Regions from separate parts of the Mus musculus genome. Here region 2 is linked to region 1. A link is a loop called in an ENCODE intact Hi-C map of the cell type or tissue named here. Cell type or tissue: heart. All regions are shown on one strand. Each heading gives the region's core, and the rest is flanking DNA. Links, peaks and the distances in the headings are about the cores only. Region 1 has its middle 75 kb from the start of Lilr4b. Region 2 has its middle 13 kb from the start of A230054N11Rik.

Region 1 (5,387 bases), core at 221-5,220:
GTGGAACAACATTATGAACTAACCAGTACCCCGGAGCTCTTGACTCTAGCTGCATATGTGTCAAAAGATGGCCTAGTCGGCCATCACTGGAAAGAGAGGCCCATTGGACACGCAAACTTTATATGCCCCAGTACAGGGGAACGCCAGGGCCAAAAAGGGGGAGTGGGTGGGTAGGGGAGTGGGGGCGGGTGGGTATGGGGGACTTTTGGTATAGCATTGGAAATGTAAATGAGCTAAATACCTAATAAAAAAATGGAAAAAAAAAGTGATGAGGAGCATCTATCTAGACCATCCCAGTTCTAGAAGGTAGGTAGTTCTCATTCACTTCGGGGTCAGAGAGAGCATGCACAGAACCTAGGTGACAGAGGCCACGGAAAGGGCAGAAGCAAACTTGCCGCCCCAGAGGGAGTAGCTCAATATGGCTGAACCCAGTCATAGTCACTGTGCTTTCTGTGGAGAAAGTCTTTTGGGTCAGAGAATCTTATCAGGTCCTTTAAATTGTCCATCTTTCTTGAATTTGATCTTCAGAGGAAGGTAACTCCAAGTCTCAGGATTCTAAAGCAGACAGACAAGTCATTCCATCCTTAGAGCCTGTGTGCTTTCTAAAGCACACCAAACCACTGGTGCTAAAGAATACTTTTTTTAAAAAATCAAAAAATCTTGTGGGATTATTTAGCTGTGGAAATTGGTTTTTTTTCCCCCTTCCTTTTTGTATTAAAACACAGTCAAATCTGGTGAGATAAAGGCTCAGGTGTTTCCACAATAAATTTCCTAACATAAAATGATGATGGAGTAGGGAGTGTAGGAAGCTTTGAATGATTGACATTCTGAATACATGTGTGTTGTTGACACCAGCACTGCTATGTGTCAACTGCTATGGCACTGCAGTACCATGCCAAGACTCCAACACTTCTGACCCATTGGAAGGCTCCATCCTGGAGGCTCAGAGGGATGGCACATCCTTCCTCAGTGGACTAAGAGCATCTTGACAGGGTGTACCAAGAAAATCTCCACCAAAATTTTCCCTCCCTGATTTACTTAGGACCTGAAGATTGCCACTGTAGAGACGACTCCTACTGTGATAACTCCTCCCTGATCCAGTGGTATGCCATAAATTCTACCTGTATATTTATTTGTATGTAATAACCCTGTATACTTATTCAGCTATATCTAGTAGTAACCCCATTTCTCTGTTCAAGTTCACATAACGAATATAGTGAGCTTATAGAGTGCAGAAGCTTCTGAAGCTTCTCCAGCAGAGAGCCCAGGCCACTTGATTCTAGCCCTTGGTGTGTGTATCTACCTGCCTTTGCTGTTCTACTCAGGTTCAAGTCCCAGGAGACTGTGCATGCATACAGCACTAATATCTGAATAGACTATACATCCATAAATATATACTGCGATTTAAGTTACTGAGCATGGAGGGATTGAAATGCACTATCAACAATATTCTAATGCTACATCTTTTTATTCATTTCACTTCAATTGTGCTTCTTTTTGCTGAGCTGTTTTGCATTGATTAGCATTCTGAGATTCGTATTACTCTAAGCAAAGTAATTCTCCTGTTCCCCGAGCCTGGACCAGCATGGACCAGAACAGGGCCACCACCCAAGACTATCAATCCATTGATGGCTCAGATTTTTTCTCTTTTTAGAAATTGATCACAGACCACAAGAAATCTACCAATTTGGGGGCCAGTGGGTTGAGGTGAAATCCAAAGTACTACTATGGTGAGTAAAGCTAACAACAAGCAGGCAATAATGGGGAGCCCAAATCTAGGAAATAAGGAAGGTCTTGCTATAAAAAAAAGTAGCTGAAAAACCATGTGGCTTCAGAAGAATGGAGGTAACAGTTTCACTACTCGGAGGAATATCAATTTCCTGCTCTTTTCTAGGAAATCATACTTCTTCCTTCTACACTGTCAGCCAGCTAGAACAATCAGTTTCTGGAGTCCTGTTATCACAGATGTTGTCAGACAGGAATTACAGCTGGAATGAGACAATTGTATGCTTTAGATATTTGAAGGATCTCTGTTCTTCATTTTTCTGTACAAAATTCATACCAGTATAGAAAACCAAATTTATTATCAATATAGTTGATTTGAACTCTGTTCCCATCAGGGTGATCATTTCTTGCTCATCAGGCTTGAGAAAATGAGGCTGTGAATTTAAATCTACAGAGAGAACTCATATTCATTAAATGATTCCAGAACTTGATGTCATTCTAAACTAAAATACGTGCTACTCTTTTCAACATCGAGCTTTTTAAACACACAGGGTGCGACACACACACAACGTAATTAACGTAAGCAGCGCCACACAGTGGTAGGATACGGAAGAGCTTTTCGGAAGCTTCAGCATTGGTTGAAGATATAGGATTGTTTCGTTTTCCTTTTCAAGAATTTGCATGCAATGTGATGTTATTTTCTGTGAAAACACAGATGTTTTAATGTTTTTTGATACTCCACTCCTTGACAAGAAAATTTGTTGGCTAAATTGCAAACCTATTTACAGATGAAAATGTGAACAGCCAAAAAATATACTTGTCATATTTTACCATGTGCGGTTATGGTTATTAAAACCAAATGCATTTCAAAAATTTAGTGATTAAAAAAACACCATTGCCTCAGGCCTTTCCTTTTTATCCTCTGACAAAGAGAACATTTTATTACTAAATTTAATCTGCTGAAAATCAAATTTTATAACACAAAAATTGGCTCAAACTAAAACATTGCTACATTTTTTTAAAAAAATACTATTACAGAGACTGCATTAGCTAAGTGAAAGTAAAATACAACTCTTATATTGTACATTCACCTGCAGTATGGCTTATAACTTAGTCCAAATATGAAGTATAAAACAGGTGTGAAACTCACTTTCACCAGGCATCAGAGACATGACTTTCAGATCTTTGGCGTGTGAGGACCTTAATTTCTAGAATGTATTCCATCTGTGTCACAATCGGATTGTCATCTTTTTCTGAGCAATGCTTGATCTTTTAATACTTTCTCTGATATCCTCAGTGAATAGCTTTCCCAGGAATCTGGCCATAGATGAAGGGTTTTCAAGAGAACTCCATCAGAATTGCTGGTATCTAAAGAGTCATTTGCTCATTATTTAACTTTTTAAGACTACTTGCCGAAGAAGAAACACGGTTAGCAACAGAGCTGCAATATAACATGCTGTTAAAAAGCCCATAATACTAATATTTGGAATGTCCAGAGAGCATCTGCAAATGACTAACAGAACATAAAAGGAAAGATGGTCCTTACACAGCCCAAGTGATGTACAAGTGATGCCAGCCCCTGGGGTTCAGTATTTTAGTACTCTTGATATCTCCTCAACATAAAGATAGGAATGTCCTGTTATTAATTACTGTTTCTTTTTTTCTCCATACTCTTTTAAAAGAGAGGACATTGAAAATTTTTATTTTATTTTATTTTATTTTATTTTATTTTATTTTATTTTATTTTATACATTTGGGTGTTGTGCCTGAATGTGTGTTTGTGTAGCACCTGATTTCCTGGTACCTGAAGAGGCTGTAAGAGGGCATGAAATATCCTGGTAGTGGTTACAAGCAATTATGAACTGCTATGTGAATGCTGGAAATCAAACCCTAGGCCACTACAATATTAATAATTGTTCTAAGCTGCTGAGCCATCTCTCTCTAGCCCCAATTTCTCTATTCCTAATGATCTGGTATGTGTGTTCTCATTTGCTAAGGGCAGACCTTGCTCGTAAACTAATCAGTACCAAAGTCTAGCAAAAGATGTTCCTACAAGATTGCCATTTTTTATGTAAACAAAGCCAGAATCAGTACCACATAAAACCTGCTTTCTAAACTGAACTCTTACACATGAGACACTGCCAAGTATCAGAAAACTAAGGAGTCCTGACTGCAGAAATGCTTCTGGCTATCTTCATTTGCTTCTCCTATGTATCTTTGTTCAAAATGCAAAATATTGCATCTTACCCATAAGTGTCCTGTTCCTTTCCCTACTAACTGCTCATGATGTTTTCAGAAGTGCTCCACATAGCTTGCCTGCTACTTTTCAGAACTATATGACCCAGCAGGCAGAAAAATAAGAACCTAAAAAGAAGTGTATGAATGTTTTAACTGAATGTATGTCTGTGCATCACATGGGTGCATGAAGGCCACAATAGGGCATTGAATATTCCAGAACTGGAGTTACAAATAGTTGTGAGATACTATGAGGGTTCTGGGAATCAAAGTCGTCTTCTGGCTAGTCCCAGAGATGCTCTGCCCCAATATCCAGTTTTCACTCTCAGCCTTCTCCCACCCTCCCTTCCTCCACACCTGGTCACCATCCTCATACCCCTTCTCACTTCCTATTCTACCCAGTTCCCTCTCTCCGTCCACCTCTGAGTGAGTCACAAATCCTCTTTTGGGCCCTCCTTATTATCCAGTTTCTTTGGGTCTTGGATTGCAGCATGGTTATCCTATACTTTATGACCAATGTACACTTACAAGTGAGTACACACCATATATGCTTTTTTTTTGGAGAAGTGAATGTTACCTCACTCAGGATGATATTGTCAATTTCCATCTATTTGCTTGCATATTTCATGATGACTTTGTTTTTAATAGCTGACTAGTATTCCATTTGTGTGGGGGGGGGGAGAGAGAGAGAGAGAGAAAGAGAGAGAGAGAAAGAGAATCCCATTTTCTTTATCCATTCTTTAGTTTGAACGCCATCTAGATTTTTTCCAATTTCTGACTATTAGGAATAGAACTGTTACGAATATAGTTGAGCAAGTATCCCTGTGGTATAATTGGTCATATTTTGGGTATATGCCCAGGAACGGTATTGCTGGGTATTGACGTAGAACTAATCCCAATTTTCTGAGAAACCACCAAATTGATTTTCAAAGTGATTGTAGTAGTTTGCACTCCCACCAGCAAAGGAGTAGTGTTTCCCTTGCTCCACATCCTCACCAGCATGTGCTGTTAATTGAGTTTTTCATCTCATCCATTCTGATGGGTATAAGATGGAATCTCAGACTCATTTTGATTAGCATTTCCCTAATTACTAAGGATGTTGAACATATCTTTAAGTGTCTCTTGAACATTAGAAATTCCTGTGTTGAAAATTCTCTGTTTAGCTTGGCACCCTATTTTTAAATTGGATTAACTGGTTTGTTGATGTGTAATTTCTTGAGTTCTTTATATAGTTTGAATATTAGTCCTCTCTCAGATGTAGGGTCGGTGAAGATATTTTCCCATTCTGTAGTCTGCCATTTTGTCCTATTGATGGTGTTCTTAGCCTTGAAAAAGCTTTTTACGTTAATGAGGTGCCATTTATTAATTGTTGATCATAGTGCTTGAGTTATTGGTGTTCTGTTCAGGATTTTTTTTCTTCTGTACCA
Region 2 (5,387 bases), core at 252-5,251, 520 kb before region 1:
TTCCTAAGAGGTGTGGAAGCATCATGCATCAAAAGCCAGACTCTCTCCTTTTGTGCACACTGTGACAGTCTGACAAAAGTGAGCACCTTGTCTTACCAGCTTTATTCTATAGCTCACTTTCCTTAAATGCCACTCAAAGCCCTTCTTAATCCACCTACCATGACCTGGTTCTGCCACAGTTTGGAATTCACTACCATTTACTTTTGCTACATCTATATTCCAGCCAGTTCCTACAACTAAAGACACGGCTATGCTTCTGCAGAGTGGAGATAGAGCACACAGGTCGGAGCCTGGGAACAATAGAACAAAGCTTTGCTCAAATGGTCAGTCTCAGCTCATAGTCAGTAATATGAGTTGTAAACTGGTGTATCTGTGAAGAGTATATGGAGAGCAATTATTTTATTCTATTGTAAACACAGACAGACAGACAGACAGACAGACAGACAGACAGAGTCACAAAGAGAGATTTCAGTCCCAATTTAGTATAGGGTCAACTATAAGTAGACCTGAGGCAGGCATGAACCTGAAAGCAGGCAACATAGAATAAATGCTCCACCTGAGTCACTCAGATTCTAGGTCATTGAACTTATTTCAATTCCTAAGATGTCCAAAAGTGACATTTGTCTTTCAAAATATACGGGGAATATACATTGTCATCTAGACAATCAGGCCATGAGGAAAATTAGCCATGATGCATAAGAGAAAGAGTACATTTTCATCTGCCTTCCTCCATCCATCACTCACTGCCTCTTCTAGCCCATCCCTCAGTGGTACTCCCCCCTTAAAATGGATTACATTCCTTTGGTCCAAGGTATTGGTTACCATGTGATTATTTCTTTCCAAAAGGACCTTGTTCTATACAAACTACAGAAGAATCACATATGCATAAACACAGTTTGTTACTAAAAATGATTTAATGACAAAACAAAACGCTATACAGAAGTAGAACAAGGGACCTGTTAGATGGGTCAGCTGGTAGAAGTTTTTGTTGTAAAAGCCGATGACCTAAGTTCAGTCCCTGGATACCATGGTAGAATGACAATCACCAACTTCAGAAAGTTGTTCTCTCGCCACCATATGTCCACTGAGGCATGTGAGTGCACACATTCAAACACACGCATCATATTATTAAAAGTATAATAAATTATATAATTTAAAATATAAAATAATAATATAATATACTTTTTGAAAAGAAGAGGTGCAAGTTTCACCAAAGGATGACAAAACACCCAAGGACCAGCAACAATAATGTCTTGCTCTGGGACTGATATGTCAAGAAATGAAGGGGTTCCTTAAATTCAAAGAGTTGTGAGAAGCAGCCATCATAGCTGTGGCCAGAAAGAACATGGTCACTCAAAAGCACCACAATAAGAGGACAACCCAAAGCAATAAACAGTCTAACGTTTATCTCTCCTATTTCCCATTGAAAAACCCAGTCAGGATCTGAAGGGAATCGAGCTTTTCTTAGAAGTCTGGATAGGTTCAGTGTCTCGACAGAGTAGAAAATATATCTGAAGCAATATTGGGTGGGAAGGAGCATGTGTTACTACCATGAGACTCATGAAGGTTAGAAACCTTCAGACAAACAATCATTTACATCACTGACTCAACATTAAAGATGCAAATTCACATACTTGCTACTTCAAGATATTCTGTTATATTCATTAACTCAACGAATTTCTATACTAATGGGCATCCTTCCCATTTTGCAGATGGTGGAAATAAAACCTAATTAAATTATGTAGTTTGGCCAAGGCTTCACAACTAATAATGACAGTAAAAATTCATATTCAAGTCTGTCTAACCCTGACACCAAGGAAGGTACACCTGTGATTGCTGGAGTCCCACTAGCATCTGAAGCCCTGAGCAAGAAGGAAATGTGGATAGACATGTGAATGGGGTAATGGCAGCATTCTTCGATCCACTCCCAATGGGACTATAAGAAAAGGCACAACAGTGTTATGGCTCAGTGGCTTAAAGCATTAATTACTTTTGCAGAAGACTGGTATTCAATTCCTAAAAACTGGATGGTAGCACAAAACTATCTGTAACTCCAGTTTCAGGGAATCCAACATCCTCTTCTGGCCTCTGAGGACAACAGATATGCATGTGATGCACATTCACATAGAAAAAAACACGTATAAATAGATAATAAAACAAATACTCTAAAACAGAAGAAAAGACAAGACATTACTTATTGGGATGTACAATGGGTAGACAGCAAGCTTGGCAGGTTGGCCTAGGGCAAACTCTGACCTTATAATTTAAGAAAAGACTCTCTCTCTCTCTCTCTCTCTCTCTCTCTCTCTCTCCCTTCTCTCTCTGTCTCTCTGTCTCTCTTTCTGTCTCTGTCTCTCTCTGTCCCCCATTTCTACAGTTCTTATCTTCATTAGTGGTACCTAGTTCATAACTTCGTCAAGAAGATTAAATGAGATTTTATTTAGTCCAGGGCATGATAGGTAGTAGTCTTTTTAATATGTAATTTATTTATTTTTATGTGAATTGGTGTTTTTCCTGCATTTATGTCTGTGTAATCATATTGTTTCCACAATAGGTGAGCAAATGTGTGTTCAGGGCTCAGGCCAACGTAAGGTGAAGCTCAGATATAAAACACTGATCAGCACCATTCAAGTGTATAAAAGGCAGTTACATCTATACAGGTCCATGCAGGGCGATAAAGAATATAAAGTTTACTCTCTGTACAACAATATGCTATTGTATTATAAAGTCCAAATATATCGGTTAAACAGGAAACTAAAATAAACTACTTAAGGAATTTTCATAACACAAAAGCTGCCCAAAATCCCAGTTAATACAGTTCTTAGGGAAATAATGAAAGCAAACTTGTAAAGAACTGTTTGGGTTATTGCTTAGGTTTTCTGTTTGTTTGTTCCTTTGGTTTTGTTTGGTTTTTGTCTTTGTTGGGTTTTGAGGCCACATACACACACACACACACACACACACACACACACACACACACACTGGTGTCACAGGGAAAACCTTGTAATGAACGTGTTCACCTGTAGGTGGCAAGCTTGTGCTGCTGGCACTGTCATTGTTTTTTGCATTTTGTTTTCATTAAATTTATTTACTTGTTTGTTTGTTTGTTTTCAGCCCAATATCAGCCCTTCCTCTCCTCCCAATATCTCCTCATGTAACTCCTCCCCCAATTCCTCTTAAAGGGGAAGCTCCACTCTGGGTGTCAACCCCCAACAGCCCCATCCCTCTCTTCCCCCACCCCCACCCCAACACACACACACACATTAAGTTGCTTCAGAACTAGGCACATCCTCTCCCACTGAGGCCAGACAAGGGTTTCCTTTTAGCCGTGTGAGATCCATAGACAGGCAAGTAGACAGCAGGCTCTAGGACACCACCACCACCACCACCACCACCACCACCACCACCACCACCCCACACACACCTGCCCTGCTCTGGTTGAAAACCAACTGCTCATCTGCTACCTATGTGCAGGGGCCTAGCTTTGGTCTGTAATTTAGTCTTTGGGAGCACCGCCCCACCAAGGGTCCAGGTTAGTTGACTCTGTTGGCCTTCCTGTGGAGTCCTTGTTTCCTGCCCTTGCTAACAAACGCCACTGGGGATGGAGACTAGAGTGAAATTTGAGAAAAGGAAAGGAGAAACCTAAAAGAATGTGGGCGCAAAATTCTCACGTGAATTTGAAAGGGGGAAAAAAAGCACACAATAATTTATAAGGTTGTTAGATTGCTCTGCAAAAATAATATCATGAAGTTATCCAAATGTATTCATTCAGATTATAGTTTGCAGCATTCCTACGAAATGGCATCCCCTGCCTTGGAGTAGGATAGACACACTCCTTCCTGAGAACCCAGACACCCTGAGGCCTTCCACTGACAAGCACACCCAGTACAGGCCCTCTCTGACAGTAGTAGCTACTGCCTTTGATTTTACAGATGAGAGCACAAAAGGTCAGTAACTCCAGGGCAGAGGTAGTCTAGCTGCGTAGTAAATCTTTTCTGTGCTACAAGAAGCAGAAAGGGACAAAGGGATCCACAAGTTGTGAGTAAGGCTATGAAAAAAAAAACTTTTTGGAGGAACATCTCTTTAATAGGTAAGCTGGTCCTTCCAGATTTGAATGGGCTCAGTGGCCTAAGACCTCCTGTCCTTACCCTAGCCAACCACACTCACTCCCTAACCAGAGGATGCCCATATTTCCCAGAGTAAGGGACACAGGACCTCCTAGAAAGCTCTTTACAAAACAGCAAGGAGTCTCCCCATCCTACTTTCATTTTTAAAATATAACGATCTTGCTAAATATATTTCATTAACACAGCATTGAAGTTAGGTGCAGTGACATATGTCTATGATCCCAATACTTGAGACTTAGAGACAGGAGAATCAGGGTCCAGTTACATAGCTGTACCTGTGTGTGTTACTGAAGAATTAGTTTTTTAAACATTTGCTGGACCAAAGCATATATTCAGATTAAACTTTAATGACTACTATTAAATTGTTTGCTCCAAAGGCTGAGATGTCTTTTGTATTGAATGTCTTCCCCCCCCCCCTCTTGCTTTCCGCCGGTGCCCTAGGCCACCTTTATTACACGCTCTCACTTCCTTCTCACTAACAACAAATCTATATAGTTCATTAGAAATCCCTGTTGGGTATCCTGTCAAGTATGGCCAGATTCTCCTCACTTTTCAGCACTGCAGTTGCTCCTTGAGGCTGAAGCTCTGCTCTTTCCTGGAGTAGCCACCTCCAACCTCACGTCCCTTCCAACTGTTCTCAACACAAGAACCATAAAGATCCTGTTGAAGTCAAGTTAGATCTTTCAAGCCTTCTGCCCAAGATCCTACAAACTGTCCTTCTCTGTATCTGAGTGAAAACTTATGATGCCTTCTAGGGTCCTATTTGATGATACAAACAAAACACACACACACACACACACACACACACACTTTGCCCTGCCTCTTCTGTATTTTTTTTTTGAACTATGTTCACCTTTCTAGTCTAGGCATCTACCTTCTTGGTAACTCACTGAGATCCTAGACACCCTCATGCACACAGCTTAGAACCTTGGATCCATAAACCACTAACCAAAGAGTACCCAAGGCTCCAGCCGCATATGTAACAGAAGATGGCCTTGTTAGTCATCAGTGGGAGGAGAGGCCCTTGGTCCTGTGAAGGCTCTATGCCCCAGTGTAGGGGAATGCCAGGACCAGGAAGCTGGAGTGGGTGGGTTGGTGAGAAGGGGGAAGGGAGAGGGGATAGGGGGTTTTCAGAGGGAAAACCAGGAAAGGGGATAACTTTTGAAATGTAAATAAAAGGAAATATCTAATTAAAAAAAAAGGAAAAAAAAAAAAAAAAGAACCTTGGGTCCATATAGTCCCTTTATCCTGATAATCCTT

What was found. Peaks named below come from ENCODE experiments on the same cell type or tissue, not always from the same donor. Only the 100,000 strongest peaks of a DNase experiment are listed, where the experiment ranks them.
Region 2: it touches region 1 in a loop (5-fold over the local background); 15 of 42 quality-filtered maps call a loop at or near these places.

What each region holds. Positions count from the first base shown.
Region 1 is chr10:51,403,031-51,408,417 of GRCm38, forward strand. No RefSeq gene overlaps it. Among named protein-coding and RNA genes, the nearest start is that of Lilr4b, 75 kb to the right of the region's middle. In heart, for the core only: a CTCF peak has its summit at 2,331; no DNase peak of the experiment used is centred there.
Region 2 is chr10:50,878,663-50,884,049 of GRCm38, forward strand. No RefSeq gene overlaps it. Among named protein-coding and RNA genes, the nearest start is that of A230054N11Rik, 13 kb to the right of the region's middle. In heart, for the core only: a CTCF peak has its summit at 3,044; no DNase peak of the experiment used is centred there.